Linked DNA regions of Homo sapiens: region 1 is linked to region 2. The links are chromatin loops, found by intact Hi-C in ENCODE. Cell type or tissue: OCI-LY7. All regions are shown on one strand. Each heading gives the region's core, and the rest is flanking DNA. Links, peaks and the distances in the headings are about the cores only. Region 1 overlaps LOC124901750 (a long non-coding RNA gene). Region 2 holds the start of CYREN (cell cycle regulator of NHEJ).

Region 1 (5,370 bases), core at 318-5,317, 400 kb after region 2:
CATACTGGATTGTCCAGGTGGGCCTGAAATCCAACCATAAGTGGCCTTATAAGAAAAAGACAGGGAGATTTGAGATACACAAGACACGGAGGAGAAGAGGGGGTGAATACAGAGGCAGGGATGGAAGCGACACACCTACAAGCCAAGGAATGCTGAGGCTTGCCAGTGACCCCTAGAAGCTGGAAGGGAGGCGTGGGGTGCAGTCTCCCTCAGGGCCCCAGAAAAAGCCAACGACCCTGTTGACACCTTGATTTTGTACTCCTGGCCTCCAGAACTGTGAGAGAAGAAATGTGCATTGCTCTAAGTCACCCAGTTTGTGGTAATTTGTAATAGCAGCACAGGAAACGAATCCTCCCCAGATAGTGGCTGCTCTGCAGTTTGGTTTCCAGAATAAGAAGACACATGGAGCGGGGCTGGGCCGGTGAGTCCAGTCAACACCAGCAGAGCTACTATTTCCCAGGCCTCATGTGACGGGAGCAAGAAACAAATGTTTGCTGTTGTAAGCCACTAAGGTTTGAGAGCATTTTTTCTTTTTACAAAGAGAAAGGTAATTAATATTTATAAATATTAAGTGAGAGTTAAACTAAAGAAAAAAATTTGGTTACATCAAGAAATAAAAATTTCTGTTCAAAAAAAGCCACCATCTACAAAGGGAAAAGAGAAGCCAAGAGAACATTTTCAATGTTTAAAACACAGAATTAGAATCTAGACTATTGGCAGAACATGGTGGCTCCCACCTGCAATCCCAGTACTTTGGGAGGCCGAGGCAGGAGGATCACCTGAGGTCAGGAGTTCAAGACCAGCCTGGCCAAAATGGTGAAACGCTGTCTCTACTAAAAATACAAAAATTAGCTAGGCATGTTGGCGCATGCCTGTAATCCCAGCTACTCAAGAGGTTGAGGCAGGAGAATTGCTTGAACCCGGGAGGCGGAGGTTGCAGGGAGCCAAGATCACACCACTGCACTCTGCACTCTAGTCTGGGCAACACAGCAAGACTCCATCTTAAAAAAAAAATCTAGACTATCAAGGAATGCCTACAAATCAACTGACACAGAGAGAGAGAGTGTGTGTATAAGAGAAAACCCAATAAAAAATAGGCATAGGATAAACAGTCCACTTAGAGAACACTGCAAAGGTCAAAAGCCTTGAAATGATGTTCAATTTCATTAGTCATCAGAAAAATGCAAGTTAAAACAATGACAACCAGATTGGTAAAGAAAAAAAAAGTTTAATCACGCAAAACTAAACGTTGTTGATGATGTACAAATTCTTATACATTTTGGATAGGAAAGTAGATTGGTGCATTCACTTTGTTGAGTGATTTGACAATATCTAGTGACTTTCAGTATGCACATCTATATTCTGTAATCCCATTTCTAGGTATATCCTCTTGGGACGCCCTCACACTCTTAAGCCAAGAGACATGTCAAAGGAAGCTCATTCGAGCATTGTTTGCAGTAGTAAAAACATTGTTAAAAATGCTGCAATAGCAATTGACAGGGGAGAGGCTACAGAAACCATGATATATAACATAATAGCTAAATATCTAATTATATAAATATATGTATAATTATAAAAATATATAATAGCTAATACCATATTATATATGGAATAGGATGGGGTATTATACATAATAGCTAAAATGAATGACCTAGATGTACCTGAAACTCAGAAGCATATTGAGTGGGAAAAAAGAAGCAGGTTGCAATTGGAATTATTCCATTTGTATGAATCATTTAAGAATGCATATGAGAATGGACTAGAACCACATCAAATTTAAGATAGTTGTTGGCCATGAGGGAGAGAGGGGAATGGTACTGCTCTTGAAATTAAGAAATTTAAAATATATCAGCAATGCATAAAAGAGGATCTTAAGCAATTATGAAAAAAAATTACATCTGTTAACACTGCAGAGTATGTACACAGCTGTTTGTTGTGTTATTCTTAAGCTTTTTGTTGTTTTGTTTTTTTTAAAAAATTGCAATATAAATGAGACATTCTCCCCCCAGAGAACTAGCAATCTGGTCCTCTAGATTACTTCTCCGATGTTCCTATGACATCGGGAAAAGCCACTGTGCTTCTTTGTCCTCAGGCCAACAGAGTAGCTCACTTGGGGCCAGCCCAACTAGCAGGAGAATGGACCTGCCCTGACTGTGAGGTCCTCAGCTTAGTCACACATTTGTACAAAGGCTTTGACACCATAACATCAATAGTCACTCTTTAAGGAGTAATAACTTAAGCCACAGCCTGCTTAGCACCTGCTCAGCACTTGGTGCCACCTGTTTTATCAGTAGGGTGCAGATGAAATGAGAGCCTGCACTGACCCACTTTGATGGGGCCAGTCTCCTGGAGCGGCAGGTGGAAGAAGAAGGGCACTGATGGTCCGGAATAAGGCTGAGGACCTGACAAAATGAAAGAGGACATGATCAGAGAAGACCCAGTGTAGATGAAGGAGCTCCTGAGATAAATGGTACTGTTTCTCACTTCCATGGAACAGGACTGGCCATCCCCTCAGCCTTCCTATAGGAAGTCTCTGTCTCCTTATTTCCTGAGCTATAGAGGATGACTGGATGTCTCCATGTTCCACCCTTCCCAGTCCACCCATATTCATTGCTGTTGGATTTGCTCTAAGCTTAGAGAAAGCAAAAAGTTTCCAGAAATTTCTCCCAGTCTCCAATGGGTATCTGAGTCATGCAAAGCTGTGGCTAGAGTTTTCTCAGCTATTCATTTGTTTATTCATTCATTTATTCACTCAACATCTGAGCATCTGTTACCTGCAAGGCTTAGTGTTAGGTTCTGTCCTTGTTCTAATCTTGTCACTGTCACTTTCATATAATCAGAAACACGGTGTGTGCCTCTAGAGAACTGCTGTTCTAATGGGGAAGCTCTGACAGGCACCAGAGATGGACTCCAGGATGGCAAGTCCTGAGAGAGACCATTTGGCTCTGCACGTCTGCACGTGCTTACCCAGCCATGCACGTTTCCTCTTCCCGTTCATGCTCAAGGAAGCCTGTCTGAAATCCAACCAAGACTGTTTGGTGAGGCCTGGCCTCCCCTCCTAACCAGAAAACACACACTTCACTCATTTCAGAAAAATAAAAATAAAAAAGCCAATCTTATAATTGGCTTTGCATTGCAGGCATACTTGTGAGGGGCGCAAATAAGAAAACATTTAAAATATTTGATCTATTTTGGGTGAGGTTCTGTAGCTTTGGCCTAGCCGACTGTCATCTGAGAGGCAAGAAGCTAGAGATTTCTCTTGGGGGATAGACTATTTTTAAGATCGGAAAAATATTTTTAAAGAGATTGCTGCGTCTGGCGATAACTGGGGAGAAATGGCTGTTTGGACTAAGCAAACTGTGTGATATAGATGCGTCTAACCACTGATCAAGCTCTGCTGAGGTTTGATGGATTTATGTCACACACGCACACACACACACACACACACACACACACAGAGACAGAGAGAGAGAGAGTGTGTGTACACGAGGGAGAACTGAAATATCTTTGCAGCTTCGCGGTCTGGTCCCTTTCTGAACCCTCACTGGGCCTTTCAGCTTCATTTCACCTCACGCTGCTTCCTGCTCTTTCGTCTCTCTGTTGGTCCCTCCTCTCTGTCTGTAAACATGTCCAAGGGTTGGGGTGAAAATACCTTTGACTGACTCTTGTTTCTTTTAGCTCCAGTCTTCTCTTTCCTCTTAGTGTCAAATTTCTCCAAATGATTAGTTTATGAAGCAGCCCCTCCCCATTCTTTGTCCATGACCTCAGCTCTTGATCCATGGCCATTTTGTCTTCAGCCTCCCTTCCTCCCTCCCTGTCTGCCCGCCACGATCCCTAACTCCTCTTGCTTCTCTCTTCGTCTTTGGTGGCTCCTGACGCCAGTGTCTAGCCTATCGTCCTATCTCTCTGGCCTCTTGACATTTTCTTCTTGTGCTTTCTTTTCCCTAAACATGGGCATCCTCCCAGGTCCAGGCTTGATCTCTCCCCTAGAAACCAATAATACCTACTTCACAGGACAGAAGTAAGAATTAAATGAAATAAAATGCATATGAAGCTGCTTTGCGAACTAACTGCTCATCTACTTACACACAATAAACATTTATGAAGTAGCTTCTCTGTACTAAAACTTTTCTCAGTCCTGATGTATTAGGCCATTCTAGCATTGCTAAAAACACCTGAGACTGGGCAATTTATAAAGAAAAGAGGAGGCCGGGTGCGGTGGCTCATGCCTGTAATCCCAGCACTTTGGGAGGCTGAGGCAGGTGGATCACCCGAGGTCAGGAGTTCGAGACTAGCCTGGCCAACATGGTGAAACTGCATCTCTACTAAAAGTACAAGAATTAGCCGGGTGTGGTGGCCTGTAGTCCCAGCTACATGGGAGGCTGAGGCAGGAGAATCGGTTGAACCCAGGAGGCAGAGGTTGCAGTGAGCCAAGATCGTGCCACTACACTCCAGCCTGGGTGACAGAGTGAGACTCCCTCTCAAAAAAAAAAAAAAAAAAAAAAAAAAAAGAAAAGAAAAGAGGTTTAAGGGGCTCATGGTTCTGCAGGCTTTATAGGAAGCATGGTACCAGCACCTGCCCACCTTCTGGTGAAGCCTCAGGAATCTTTCAATCACGATGGAAGGCAAAGCAGGAGCAGGTGCTTCACATGGTGAAAACAGGAGCTAGCTAGAGAGAGAGAGAGAAAGAGAGAGAGAGAGAGGTGCCATACACTTTTAAACAGCCAGATATTGTGAGAACTCACTCACTATCCTGAGGACAGCACTAAGAAGATGGTGCTAAATCATTCATGAGAAATCCATCCCCATGATCCAATCACTTTTCAGGGCAGCACCAAGAAGATGGTGCTAAACCATTCATGAGAAATCCATCACCACGATCCAATCACCTTTGAGGGCAGCACCAAGAAGATGGTGCTAAACCATTCATGAGAAATCCATCCCCATGATCCGATCACCTCCTACCAGGCCCCACCTCCAATACTGCAGATTACAATTCAACATGAGATTTGGGTGGGGACAAATATTCAAACGATATCACCTGGGAATACATTGATAACTGTATGAGACACTGTACCTGCCCTTCTCATAAAAGGGGTTTGCCTTTTGCTGGCAGATGTACATGGAATCGCATAAGTGCAGTAGTGGGGCAGGTGTCCCACAAAAATTCTGTGCAGTGGGGATTATGTCAGGCAATCAAGGAGGAAGAGGTCATTCCTATCTTACTAGGGTTTTAAAAAAAACTCATTTGTTCTCATGTTGTTAACAATTAGCTCTTGTGATAACAAATAATATGCATATTTATACCCTGAACTTTTCTTTCTTTTTTTTTTTTTTCCGAGACGGAGTCTTGCTCTGTCATCCAGGCTG
Region 2 (5,370 bases), core at 277-5,276:
CGGTGTTCAGCCAGTGTTAATCCTTCTCGGGAGCCTGCTATGCGCTGCTCTGGCAAGGCATTCCACCGGGGCCATTTCCTACCCGGGAGCGCTCTTTGGATTGCGTCAGTCAGGCTGGCCGGAGTCCTCTGCAGGGACGCTCCACAGGGCTTGTCAGTCACCTCGCTTCCTGGTCAGGGAACCAAGGACTGTAGCAGGACAAGCCACAGACAAAACCTCTCAGACACGGAGCTGTAGAAGAAAGGGCTTTATTCAGCTGGGAGCATTGGCAAGCTACTGCCTTAAAATCCGAGCTCCCCGAGTGCACAATTTCTGTCGCTTTTAAGAGCTCACAACACTAAAATTTCACATGAAAGGGTCGTGATTGATTTGAGCAAGCAAGGGGTACGTGACAGGGGCTGCATGCACCGATGGTCAGGGAGAAACAGAACAGGGCAGGGAGTTTCACAATGTTCTTCTATAGAATGTCTGGAATCTATGAATAACATCGGTTTCTAAGTCATGAGTTGATTTTTAACTACTAGGTTTAGGCCAGGCAGGCCCAGGTCCAGTTTTGGGCCTGGCGCTGGGCTGCCTGTCTTTGATTTCACTTCCTTTTTTTTTTAAAAAAAAAAAAAAAAACAGGTACTGAGTATAAAACAATATGAGAGGGTCTCTCTCTTCCCTCGCTTTAACTTTCGGAGGGCTGAAATTCTTTCTAGCCTTGGTTAATACAGCAATTCATTCCATTCTAGCTATTGTTATTTCTCTTACTATAATTTTACTATTAGTACTTACGCTATTCTATTATTTTCTTAATTTTCCACTTAATTAGGATAACAAACCGAGGCCGGGCTCCCATCCTCCTCAAGCACACGAGGGGGGCCTGGCCCAGCAGGGAGCTTCGCCTGGTTTCTGAGGGAATTCCCGGCGGGCCTTTCCAAAACATGCCCGTTCCCTTCCGCTAACTTCAGGGGCCAAGAATTGAACTTTCACCCTCCTCAAGCCGGTGGCGCTGCCTCGCTGGCGTTCCCAGCGCGCAGCCAACCGGATGCCAGCCGGCGGCATTACCACTGCCAGCATGGGGCGCCCGCGGACCTCCGACTGAGGCAGCTGCCGGGAGCCGGAAGTGTCCCGGGCGCCGGGACTGCGAGGGGGCCGGGAGTTCCCCAAGACCGGAAGTGTCCCGAGGCCGGGAGCCCGCGGGACCCCGGAGCGCGCGGGGCCGGAAGAGGCGGGCGGCCAGTGGAGGTCCGCAGAGTTTGGGCGCCAGGCGAGACGGCAGGGCTTAAAGTTCCGGGTGAGGCGTGGGTCCCACAACCGCTTGGAATTTGCCTCCCGGCTCCGCTCTGGAAGCTAAGAAGGGGCACGAGAGCCGGAGACGGGAACCTGAGAGCAGGGAAGCCAGTAGCCGGCCGGAGGAGCGCGCGGCCGCTCCAGTCGGAAGGAGCCGTTGCAGCCCTGCCCGGCGTGTGGCGGGGTCAGCGAGGCCCCTGCGGTGCTTCGCCCGCGCCTTCCGCTCCGCACTCACCCGCCCTCTGGGCCTCCCACAGGTCGGCGCCGCCAGCGGCGGGTACCGGCCCGCAGAGGGAGGGCGGGCTGTGAACTGGCAGCACATCGCGTTCCCGCGGGGCCCCCATTCTGCCCAGGCAGGGAGCGGCTGGGATGGGACTGAGGTCGGTCCGCGAGCGCGGTGCCCCAGAGACCCGGCTTCTGGAAGTTGCCGCGGCCTGCTCTTGGGGCCCAGAAGTAGGGCGGGGAGGCGCGGGGTCTGGAGTCTGCAGGACCTGGCTGCGAATCCAACCAGCTGATTTCAAACTTTTCTGTGATCTTCTGCAAGTTAACTAAGTCTCAGTTCCTCGTTTGCGAAATGTACTTAATAGGCACCCCAGGGTGAACTAAATTTGTCCGCACAGACTGCAGCATTGCGCTTGGGAGGCGCCTTAGGGGGTAGGAGTCACTAATATCACTGAGTTTTGACAGAAATGAAGGTGCATTGGCAAAGGTGTGCCCCATGGCCGGGCAGGTTAGGAGGAGGGCCTGGTAATATTTTTTCTTAAATTGTAAACAGCCATCTGGATGAGCAATGCATTATCAAATTATGATTCAGAGAGGACTATCGCTGACTACTCTTTTTTTTGGGCAAACCTCCGCTTCAGGAGCTTCTGGCTTGATTCCTAAGTGGAAGGTAGAGACCTAGGCCCTCTGAGTCACAACTCCATCTCTCTGGGTGAGGACTGAGCTCCAGGACTGCTGAGTGGAGGCAGAACAATTGGGATAGGGAAAAGAGAGGCCAAACTAGATCAGAGGCTGGCGTGGGCTTCAGAATCTACAGACTGGCACAGTTAATGCCTCCGGGCCCCTATTGCTGCTTCAAGTTTGACCAATCAGAAGTATCTTTAGCTTAAGGGCGGCGTGTTGGCCAATGAGACTTTATTGTGAAATAAAATGCCCTCAGTTTCATTTAACTGAGCCACCATAGAAGAGTAGAGAAATCGAGTTGGCCAGATGAGGGAGAGGCCATTAAGAGGTATTTTAGGGATTGAATGGGCTGGGCACCCAGAGGACAGTGGCATTTGGGGTGGTAATGAGAAGGAACATTAGGGGCCTCCGCCTCCTTCCGTTCCTCCTGTGCTGAGTCAGTCAGCACAGAGGCTGCAGGAGGTATCTCTGGTTGGCTTTGGCTGCCTGTAGGGGGCACCAGCTTTGGGGAGGTCAGAGGGCTCTCTCCTGAGCTGCTGTCCTGCCCACAATCACACCTGCCTGATGCCTGTGAATGGCCGTCTGAGTCTCTTGGGCCTTGGTCACTTCTGGCCTGCCCTGCACCGACCAGTAACTGTGCCTGATGACTGGAGGTATGGGAATTCACCGGACTTTATTGTTCTTTGTAGGAATCAAAGATCAACTCCCACTGAGGACAAATGGACCTGTAATTCCGGGTGTGACGAGAGAACGAGATTTACCTTCCTGAATTAAAAAACAGGTCATTAAGCTTGGGCCCTGACTCTTCTTTGTGAGAAGGTACAGAGATGGAAACCTTACAATCCGAGACTAAAACGAGGGTCCTTCCCTCATGGCTGACAGCCCAGGTGGCTACAAAGAATGTGGCACCAATGAAGGCCCCCAAGAGGATGAGAATGGCAGCAGTGCCAGTGGCAGCAGCAAGGTGCGACAGCTCTGGTCAGAAGACTCCTGCGAATCTGGCAAGTGGAGCAGGGGCCTCCATGACCTGGGCCAGGTCTTCCAGCCTAGGCAGAACAGCAAGATGGGCGGGTGTTTCAGTCTGATCATCTCTTGAGCTTTTAGAAGGTGGAGGGGCTGTGGGCGGGAGGCAAAGCGGGTTAACCCTCGAGGACAGGCACCCACTTCTGCCTCTGCACTGGTGAGTGCCCTGCCCTCAGCACACACAGAGTGGGTTCTCCATGTCAGCCAGTCTCTGATGCCAGTTGTCCAGAATGCCAGTCTCTTCCTTTACAACAAACATGGTAACATCAGATGGGCAAGATCAGTGGAAGGGTCTGTTCTGAGTGGTGCCTGCCCCTGTGGACAGACCTTTAGGGATGGACAGATGAGCAGCAGCTGCAGGGCCAGCAAGAGCTAAGGAGCTGGGGAGTGAGTTAGTTGAATGACGGTAATTGCCGGGGGGGGGCGGGGGGGGGGTGGTGAGTCTCCAGGCTGCACTGTGAAGTGGGCGGGGCCCCAGCACTCGGTGTTTCCCTCTCTGGCTCCTCCTCCTCTAAGGTTTCCTGACTGACAGCCTTCCCTTGTGACTGCTGCCGTCTTTCCCTAAGTCTGGTCCTGCTTTCAGGTTCCTCTCAGTACAGCCTCAGCCCGAGGTTCCCTTCCTCTTGCATCCATGTGTGTGTTTCAGAGGCGGCCATCCTTCCCTACTTCCAGATCCTTGTAGGGCAGTTGGTGGAGGGTGGGAGGCACCCCGGTGTTGCCTCCATGAAGCCCTGTGCCAGTCACTGGGCTGCAAGGCTGAGGAAATTGTGTCCGTGTCAGAAAGCTCCTCAGCTCAGAGGTGCTGGTACCTCCTGCGTGGTAGGAAGGCAGGGGGAAGAGGCCCTGCTTCTCCTGTTCTCTTTGCCCTTATGAGACTTGAGAGTCTGTGTCATCTGTGCCTTGCATGTCTTTTTTTCAGACTCCCTGCGACAAGGACTGTGTACTGCATGAATGAGGCTGAGATAGTTGATGTTGCTCTGGGAATCCTGATTGAGGTAAAGTCAGACAAGCCTCTTACTCATGACCAGAAACTCTGCATGGGCAGAGGCTAGACCCTTGGTCACCGTCAGTAAGAGAGACGCCCTCTGCCGTAGGCTACCTCTTCTTCCTCCTGCCACTTCCCTTGCTCTTATCTCGGCCATGCTGCCCAGGCCTCTCCCCATGTGGGTGTGCGCTCGTGGGGTGTCTTTGAGGCTAGAAGCCTGGGAGGGCATGCGTGTGTTAGGGAGGGCGTGTGTGTGTTAGGGAGAGCGTGACTGTGCACTGGTGTGTATGTGGATGGGACATGAAGCGTTTACCTGTTTGTGTTCTTGGAAAGGTTCCCAGTTGGGTAGATGACTTCTTAGCCATTGCCCCTCTCCTGAGCAGAGGATGCTGAGCTTCCTAGCTTCCTGCAGTAATAATTGCAGTGCCTCAGAGTTGCACAGCATTCTACAGTTTACCAGGTGCCTTGAAAGCATGCGTTATGTCATTTTAGCCTTGCAATAACCCTGTGGTGTGGGACTTTTCCTAGTGCTAAGGCATGGGCCCACACCCAGGTTTTGTATCCTGGGTTCTGTCACCGGCCTTTCTAGACATGTTTCTTCCATTTCTTTTTCCTTTCCCCTCAGCTAATCCTCATGCCTTTGCTTGCTTCTCTCCCGAGTGGGTTCTGGTTTCTTCAAGAGCTGTGAAGAGGGGGTCAGGGGAAGGAGTGGGGTGAAGAGAGGGTGGGTGCTCAGGATATGGGTACATTGCCTGGCCTGGTCACATTGGCTTTGTAGTTGCTTCTAGATACATCCTGTGTTACTGACAGATCAGCATGTTAGGGAAATAAAACACGTATGTTGAGCCTGCGTTTTCCCGTACTCCACAGAGCCGCAAACAGGAAAAGGCCTGCGAGCAGCCGGCCCTGGCGGGGGCTGATAACCCAGAGCACTCCCCTCCCTGCTCCGTGTCGCCTCACACAAGTTCTGGGAGCAGCAGTGAGGAAGAGGACAGTGGGAAACAGGCACTGGCTCCAGGCCTCAGCCCTTCCCAGAGGCCGGGGGGTTCCAGCTCTGCCTGTAGCAGGAGCCCTGAGGAGGAGGAGGAAGAGGATGTGCTGAAATACGTCCGGGAGATCTTTTTCAGCTAGGGCATAAACTGTGCACTGAACTGTCTGCCGAGAGCAGCTGGAGGACAGCT

What was found. Hi-C counts contacts between places; a loop is a spot of excess contacts. Peaks named below come from ENCODE experiments on the same cell type or tissue, not always from the same donor. Only the 100,000 strongest peaks of a DNase experiment are listed, where the experiment ranks them.
Region 1: a loop joins it to region 2, with 2.5 times the contacts of the local background. A loop is called at or near these places in 8 of 110 quality-filtered maps.

Annotation. Positions count from the first base shown.
Region 1 is chr7:134,765,283-134,770,652 of GRCh38, reverse strand. The region is part of intron 1 of LOC124901750 (a long non-coding RNA gene); the gene reads left to right. It also overlaps a transcript of CALD1 not described here. Among named protein-coding and RNA genes, the nearest start is that of CALD1, 12 kb to the left of the region's middle. In OCI-LY7, for the core only: no CTCF peak of the experiment used is centred there; DNase peaks (open chromatin) are centred at 2,962 and 3,522; H3K4me3 peaks cover 1,054 bases; H3K27ac peaks cover 1,828 bases.
Region 2 is chr7:135,166,561-135,171,930 of GRCh38, reverse strand. It overlaps CYREN (cell cycle regulator of NHEJ), which reads left to right and starts at 1,224. Exons shown (of 4, transcript NM_024033.4): 1 at 1,224-1,279; 2 at 2,871-3,145; 3 at 4,124-4,199; 4 at 5,060-5,370. The coding sequence starts at 3,009. The coding sequence ends at 5,320. RefSeq lists enhancers at 484-703, 2,784-2,913 and a silencer at 1,084-1,693. In OCI-LY7, for the core only: CTCF peaks have their summits at 1,007, 2,459 and 2,667 (motif pointing right); DNase peaks (open chromatin) are centred at 1,090, 1,460, 1,800, 2,650 and 1 weaker place; H3K4me3 peaks cover 2,830 bases; H3K27ac peaks cover 2,484 bases.